2 separate regions of the Homo sapiens genome follow, and region 1 is linked to region 2. The links are chromatin contacts, found by Hi-C in ENCODE. All regions are on one chromosome and are shown on one strand. The core of a region is the stretch at or near the end of the contact, and the rest is flanking DNA. Distances in the headings are between cores, read along the strand shown. Region 1 overlaps OTUD5 (OTU deubiquitinase 5). Region 2 overlaps LOC105373188 (a long non-coding RNA gene).

The links. Hi-C counts contacts between places; a loop is a spot of excess contacts on that map. Pooled maps may share reads with other maps.
Region 1: a loop to region 2 is called in a map with no recorded cell type, with 15 times the contacts of the local background. The contact joins two enhancer-like sites. A Hi-C loop is called at or near these places in 2 of 37 single-sample maps with no recorded cell type and 2 of 50 pooled maps.

Annotation. Positions count from the first base shown.
Region 1 is chrX:48,938,095-48,941,969 of GRCh38, forward strand. The region is part of intron 2 of OTUD5 (OTU deubiquitinase 5); the gene reads right to left. Among named protein-coding and RNA genes, the nearest start is that of OTUD5, 18 kb to the right of the region's middle. RefSeq lists enhancers at 521-1,020, 1,031-1,080, 2,211-2,470 and cis regulatory regions at 2,035-3,185, 2,360-2,860, 3,275-3,875, 3,614-3,875. Within about 2 kb of position 1,662, at least 6 of the 41 ENCODE cell types and tissues checked have a DNase peak (open chromatin) inside an H3K27ac peak, as active enhancers do.
Region 2 is chrX:42,941,947-42,945,747 of GRCh38, forward strand. It overlaps LOC105373188 (a long non-coding RNA gene), which reads left to right. Exons shown (of 5, transcript XR_949037.3): 5 at 2,594-3,110. Among named protein-coding and RNA genes, the nearest start is that of PPP1R2C, 170 kb to the left of the region's middle. RefSeq lists a silencer at 2,562-2,621. Within about 2 kb of position 1,690, at least 7 of the 41 ENCODE cell types and tissues checked have a DNase peak (open chromatin) inside an H3K27ac peak, as active enhancers do.

The DNA.
Region 1 (3,875 bases), core at 412-2,911, 6.0 Mb after region 2:
ACTTCTTTACTTATCTGTAAAATGTAAAATACCACCTTCTCTCCTCAATCCTATGATGGCACTGATAGGTGATATGGTATAACATGTACCTAATCACAGCTTTTGAGGGGGGAAACACACCACACTGATTATAAGGTATACCCTAAGTTTGGAATCATTAACGTGGAAGAAAATATACATCTCCAAACCAAGGAAAACAGCAATAGTACTACCCCAACAAGGGAGAATAGAAGGATTTCTCCAATAATATAAGGCAGGAAAAGCATCTAAGCACAGAGCTAAACACATAGGAAGTACTCAACAAGAATTCATTTTTGGCCAGGTGTGGTGGCTCACGCCTGTAATCCCAGCAATTTGGGAGGCCGACGCAGGTGGATCACCTGAGGTCAGGAGTTCAAGACCAGCCGAGCCAACATGGTGAAACCCTATCTCTACTAAAAATACAAAAAATTAGCCAGGCAGGGTGGTGGATGCCTGTAATCCCAGCTATTTGGGAGGCTGAGGCAGAAAAATCGCTTGAACCCGGGAGGTGGAGGTTGCAATGAGCCAAGATCACACCACTGCACTACAGCCTAGGCAACAAGAGCGAAACTCTGTCTCAAAAAAAAAAAAAAGAATTCGTTTTTCTGACTTTCCTAGCTCCACCTCTGTCCTCCAGAAAGCCCTCCTCTTCCCAGAAGGCTGGCACACAGGGCTGGGGGCCAGGCTTGACTTCCCTGTGGAGGGGTCTGAGGTTGGGGGGATGACCTGCAGAGGTAGGGGAATTCAGAGAACTTGTTTTGATAGAAACTGAAACTCCTCCTCTTGCTGACGCTGCACTTGTGGGCAATCTGCACCTGTTCTCCCCTCCCAGAGGCCAGCTGGAAGGGGGTCCCCCACCATTCTACCTCTGTTCCCATCTCAAACAGGGCTCAGAAATCCTCAGTACAATACTACAATTGGTCCCACACCAAAGACTTTTCACACTCCAACTCATTCTATCCTTACCAAAACACTCTTACTTTACCCAGGAGACACAGAAATGTGGCAAAGCTTGCCTGGGATCACAGATTTAGGGGGAGTGAAGGGGAGGCCAGGCTCTCAAAGGGTAACTGCTGGCCCCAGCTGATATTACCACCTTCACCCCAATCCAGCCACCATCTTAGTCACCTTACTCCCTGGGGCAGGACCTGATCTTGTGTGCCTCAGTTTCCACACCAGCACAAGCAGGAATCAGCTAGAACCCAGGAAAGGCATGGGAGAGGGCAGAGATTATAGATATCAGGGGCTGCATCTCTCCCTAGGGCCACAGAGGCCAATATGAACCTTACCCTCCCCATACACACCCCACTTCTTTCCTTTTTCTGGACACACAGAGACACCAGTATAGAAATGCACATGTGTATACACATACAGCAGAGACTGCCAAAGATGCTCCCTGAGGCCAAATGCTCACCCAACAAATCCCACAACAGAGAACTATCACATTCAATGAGTAGATGCCCTTGCCACTTCAGGAAAGACTGAAGATGTGAGGCTCTATAAACTGAGGGACCCCCTACCCCACCAACCTCCTTCCTGGCCTCTGGCAGGGTAGGTGGAGGGCAGGGGAAATAACCAAGAGCTCTAACAGACTAGCCTCAACCTCTCTCCTCTGTTGCCCGGGGGAAGTCCTTATGTAACTAATGTAATGTAACCAATAATGTACCCAGATTTATGTTAAGAAGCAAGACATGAGAGCCTGGATTATCTTCCTATAGGGTCCTACCATTTGCTTTAGAGACATCTGAGAACTGCCTACTCCCCAGGTAGCTGCCTGCCTCCCAGAAGAGCCACAGCAAGTTCCGCTAAGGGCAAAAAAGGAAGCTAGGTGTCTACAGGGAACCTAAAAACAAACCACACTAACGTGTGTACACACAGCTGCAGAGGGAGACAGGGACCTGGTCTGCTCCCCACTACCCTCCTGGTCCAGTGGGAACCCTGGCCCCACTGAGAACCAATCTCCTGAGGAGATGAGCCAGGACAAAGGTCTCACTTGCCTGTCAAGCAGCTGTGGTGTGACCTGGTCTGTAGCCCCAACTACCCCAACTAGCATACCCTCAGTGGGAGAGACAGAACTCATCCCACTGGATAGTCTGGTTCCTGAGATGTGTGCTCCTCTGCTCAAGGATTCCCACTGCAAGGATGAGAAACCTGAAGGATACACGGGAGAGGCTGAAGGAAGCTGGTGTACAGGAAATGGCCCGTGGGAATCTTCTTTCTGTGGCCTGGTTCAACCTCAAATACCAATGTTCTGACACTGGTTGTATGACCTAGATAGGGTAGGGTCTTGGCTTTCTCTTGAGGCCTCAGTTTCCCCATTTATAAAACAATCAAAATTGATCTCAGATCCATCCCTCCTAGTGCTGATGTTCCAAGACCAAAAGGCCCAGAAGAGTGGGCCTAGCTAATGTTTCTGGGCCTCATCGTGGTAACATGCACAGCCCTTGCCACTCCCCCATGGCCCATGTAGAAACAACCATGTGGCCTTCACTCTGCCCACAGAAGCTAGCACCAGGACCCTGGTCAGGGTTAGAGGTTTCTGCTGAGTCAAAGCCACATGGAGGGAGGGAGCAAGGGAGAGATGCAGAGTCATGTTTCCAGGAGGAGGTTATCTGAGCATAACAGGGACAGGGTGGGCCACAGGATACCTCTGAGGCTCAGGTTCCCACCTCCACTCCACCCAAGCCTTCAATGATGCTCATGAATCCCCAATAAGAGGAGGTGGGAGAGAACTGAGCGCAAGCAATGGATATTGCTTAACTCAGGGGAACCAATGGCAGGCAGGCAGCTACCTGGGGAGTAGGCAATTCTCAGAAGTCTCTAAAGCAAATGGTAGGACCCTATAGGAAGATAATCCAGGGGAACAGAAGGCAGAAAGCCACCTGCCTCAAGACTCCCAACAACAGAGGGCCACGTGCTCCTACTTGGAGGAGGTAAGGTCCAGAGAAGTCAAGGAACACAGCCAAGGTCATCCAGCCAGTTGACAACCAAGCTAAGAAGCTAAGGATCCTAGGATCATAAAAAGAATGTGTCCTGGCCGGATGCGGTGGCTCATGCCTATAATCCCAACACTTTGGGAGGCCAAAGCGGGTGGATCACAAAGTCAGGAGTTTGAGACCAGCCTGACCAACATGGTGAAACCCCATCTCTGCTAAAAACACAAAAATTAACCAGGTGTGGTGGTGCACGCCTGTAATCCTAGCTACTCAGGAGGCTGAGGCAGAAGAATCACTTGAACCCGGGAGGCAGAGGTTGCAGTGAGCCGAGATCACGCCACTGCACATTCCAGCCTGGGCGACAGAGGGAGACTCCATCTCAAAAAAAAAAAAAAAAAAAAAAAAAAAAAAAAAAAAAAGAATGCGTGTCCTTTGGACACCTCTGGGTTCCCAGGCCAGCTCTGGCTAATGGCCCTGAGCATGTCATTTCCCTTTCTATGCTTCAATCTTTTCACCTGTCTCATGGGATAATGATCCAAGTTTTGCAGTGAGCCTGAAGCACCCAGCTGAATGCCTAGCACACAGCAGGGGTCAAGGAAACAGTGCCCTCTATGTTTGCAGCCCCCGCCCAACTCCAACTCTCTGCTCCACGTTCCTTCCACTATTCAACACATGGCAGGAAGTCAGCCTGTAGGGCTTCACACTACAGTCTAAGCTGACTGCCATCTGTCCCCATCCAGGCGAGGCTGGAAACGGGGGCAGCAAAAAGCCCAGGGACAAAGTCCCCTTCCCAGGCACATGTATTATGCACTCTGCACCAAGGAAACCTCCAGATAAGGTCTAGAGACCAAGGGCCATGTACTTCGGGGGAGAGGCCAGAGGACTTCTGAGGTTTTACAGAGAAAAGCCAAAGGCAGC
Region 2 (3,801 bases), core at 440-2,939:
CAAAGGCAATTAAGTGCTGCCACTGCCACTTGGCCTTTGTCGTCTCAAGAGTCTATCATTGTTATTACATTTAGGGATCCTAGTTTATGGTAGCAGTTCCCATGATAATTTCTGGTCTATAATGAATAGTCAGCACAAAGCTCATCAAGGATGCTGGAGCTCCCCTTACAGATTTATTTCTCATAGCCAGGGTAAAGGGTGTGTTCTGAGAGCCCTCTCAAGGTGAATGAGTAGGTCTTATATGATAAAGACACTCCAACATTCAAATGTTTCTAAGCCTTTAGATATCTTCCTCTACAGTATACCCCAAAAGTTCTGGCATATTTTGATTTCATTTATTGTAGGTCACTTTTGGGTCCATGTTTCAGCCAACCAACCAAGTAAACTGTCAAGCCCCTCAACCTGAAACACTGAATCTAGAATATTTGCTTAGTTGGCCCTGTTATGGACTGCATTGTTGCCTCCTCCCCAAAATGTGTATGTTGAAACCCTAACCCCCAATGTGACTATATTTGGAGATGGGGATAATTAAGTAAAATGAGGTCATAAGGGTGAGGCCTTAATTCCATAGGGCTGATGTCCTTATAAGAAAAGGAAGAGACATCAGCGCTGTCTCTCTCTCTCTCCACGTGAATGCCCAGAGGAAAGACCATGTGAAGGTACAGTAAGAAGGTAGCCATCTGCAAGCTGGAAAGTGCCCTCCACAGAAACTAAGCCTGTTGGCACCTTGATCTTGAACTTCAATCCTCCAAAATTGTAAGAAAATAATTTTTTTGTTATTTAAGCCACCCTGCCCATGGTATTTTGTTATGGCACGCCAAGCTGATGAATACAGGCCCATATCAACTAATTCTGCCCAATCCAACTTCATTTTCCTTTCACTTTGACTCCATATCTTTAAAATTGATTCCTATGCATATCCCCCAGGTTTCTGACTATATAAAGTGATAAAACTGTACAATGCTTTTGGTATGCATAGCAGCTCCTCATGGGTTACACTTTGTACTTTACCCCTCTGAGCCCGCTGGGACTTCAGGTAAGTTATAGGTTTAGAAGCAAAGAGAGGTGGTGGGGGTAGGTCTTAAAGAGGATCAGCAGTGCCTTACCAGTCAACTACCTCAGGAAAGGCAGGCAAAGGAGGGCCAATCTTCTCAAGACAGGAGTAGAAAGGCTGCTTCTACTGGCAAAAAAGGCTCAGCAGAACTCAGGGGTTAGAGTCCCCAGCTTTGTGAGAATCTGCCCATAGGATCCCATTCCAGCTTTATATTCATACAGAGGCTACAAGGCTGAGAAATCACTTTGCATCATTCAGCCACTGGCAGGGCGGAGACTCTGAATTTTGGTTTTCAGGGCCCTGTGGCTATGGAAGGAAGATAAGAATTTCTTTCAGGGCAAACAGAAGCTTTCAGTTTCTTTATGTGGACTTTGAGCTGATAATTCAAATTCCCGAGCCTATCCTTTCCCTACTTTCTCCCACGCAGTTAGGAGCAAACAGCCAACCTCATTGTACTCCTTGGTTTGACTAAAATGTGCTAAGGCATCAAATACATGGTCACCCAGAACCTTGTCTTCTGTAAGTGTTTGATTAGGAGTAACTGTAAGGGATAATTGGAAGGATGGCCGAGAAAGGAATGAGGCCAATAGACCCAAGTTCAGGCAAGCTGATTTATTGTCAGTCCTGCCAGGCCACCTCTTGACAAAAGCAGAGGAGGCAGCCCCACTTACAGGCTATAGCAAGGTTTTATAGGGTGTAGAACTGGGTCAAGGTGAAGGAAAAAGAAAAGAGACGGGGCGGGGGGGGGGTCCTTTGTGCCAGGTGTCTGACCACTTCCTGGAGATGTTTTTCTTGCCAGTTCTGTTGTGCAAGGTAGATGTCTTAACCACATCCTGGAGCAGCTGGCCTCTGGTCAAACAGTTACAGGAGGGTTTGGGGTAGGGTGTTTTGCTTTTGGCCTTTGGGGCTTAGATCTATGGGAGGGGGAAACAGTCCAGTTGGGTGGACCCTAACAGTAACCAGTGGGGATATTTTGTGTATCTCTATTGCCACATCATGCCATTGACTACCAGTGCCCTTCTTACTGCTAGAAGTAGACTCATTAGTGCTTTTAAATTTAATCATATTAGAGAAGACTCAAAACCAAGTCAGAGAATTCATACTTAAGATTCTATCCCCCTGGAACCACTCTTGGTATTAAAATCTGTATCAGTTAGCATTTAATCAGAGAAGCAAAAACTAGTATCTATCTAGATCTCTATATTTATATCAGATATTCTGCAGAGTGGCATTATTGACTTTTGGGCTGGATAATTCTTTGTTGGGGTGTGAGGGTGGGGGACAGTCCTGTGAATTGTGGGTTTATCTATGGCCTCTACTCACTATATGCCAGTAGCACAACTCTCTACCCTCCACCAAGTTGTAACAACCAAAAACGTATGCAGACACTGCCAAATGTTCCCTGAGGGTGAAAATTGCCTCCAGCTGAGAACTACTGGTATCTCTATATTATCTATATTTTTATTTATAGCTATATGTATCTCTTCCTCTATCTGAGAGAGAAATTGGTTATACGGAATTGGCCTTATGCAATTGTAGGAGCTGGCTAAGCAGTCTCTGTATGGCTGTTTTCTCACACATGATGCTGAGGCTTCAAGATCACAGGGATGGCAGTCAGAAAAGGAAAAACACAAGCAGGCTGGAACCAACAAGCTTAAGCTGGAACTCCGTGGAGAAGGACTAAAACCTGTGTTCATTCTTGTTGCCTCTAACCTTGGTAATGAGGGTATCCAGCAGAAGTGGGGCCCTTTGTCACAAAGTGAAACACACACCCCTGGTCTAGGAGTCTGAGAAGCTGAAAGAATATCAGCGGCAGGTAGAGCAGCCACAGAATCAGATGCTGCTTCACACCAGTAGGGTGAATCTACAGATCAGCAACAATATGTGTGAGCCACAAAATGGCCACTGCTTCTCTTTCAGCCTCTAAATGTCTCAAGAATCTTCCCTATGTCTTACCTCAACTCAAAACAAACAAGAGAAAAAATTCTGGGAAATGCAATTCAGCCTAGACAAGGTGACATATGAGAAAGCCATTACAAGATAGTTTGCTCAAAGTAGGATCCAAATTATGTCCATACTCAAATGAAAATATTATCCAAGCTGGGAGAATGTGTGGTTCCAAAGACTGACTACAAAATAAATTATGAGCTTAAATGGATTAAAATCATATTAAATATGTAGAAACTTCAAAACTCCACAAATCCAAAGTATGTCATGTACGGATAGAAATTTTTTCTTCACTGATGAGATAGAAAAAGAATTTGTCTGGCACAATGTATGACCCTTTGTCTATTCAAAAATGATCACAGCTAATGCAAAACATTTAACAGAAAGATAAATTTAATGTTAACAAGCACATTTGATAATTGTCCCAGGAAAGATTATAGGTAACTGGATGGAAGTATTTTTCAAGTAATCTAGGATAGTCAACATTTTAAATGCACCACAGAGACATTTATCTCAGCAATTCAGCAAAGCAGCATCAACTCTTGAGCCAGAATAAAAGCTTTCAGCTTCTCTTTTGAGAAGATTCTGAGCATTTACTTCATTTATAGTAAGGCTCTCTCAAATTTTTCTCTAAGATTTCCCAGAACCTTTCTGAGGCTTCATGCAATTTATATAAGTCACTTAACAAGCACTTGTTGAGCTGTTACCATGTGTCTGGCACTCTTCTAGGTGCTCTCTATAGACAAAGAATAAAATAGACAATCTATTCTCAAGAAACAAGCCTTCAGTGAATCAATAAA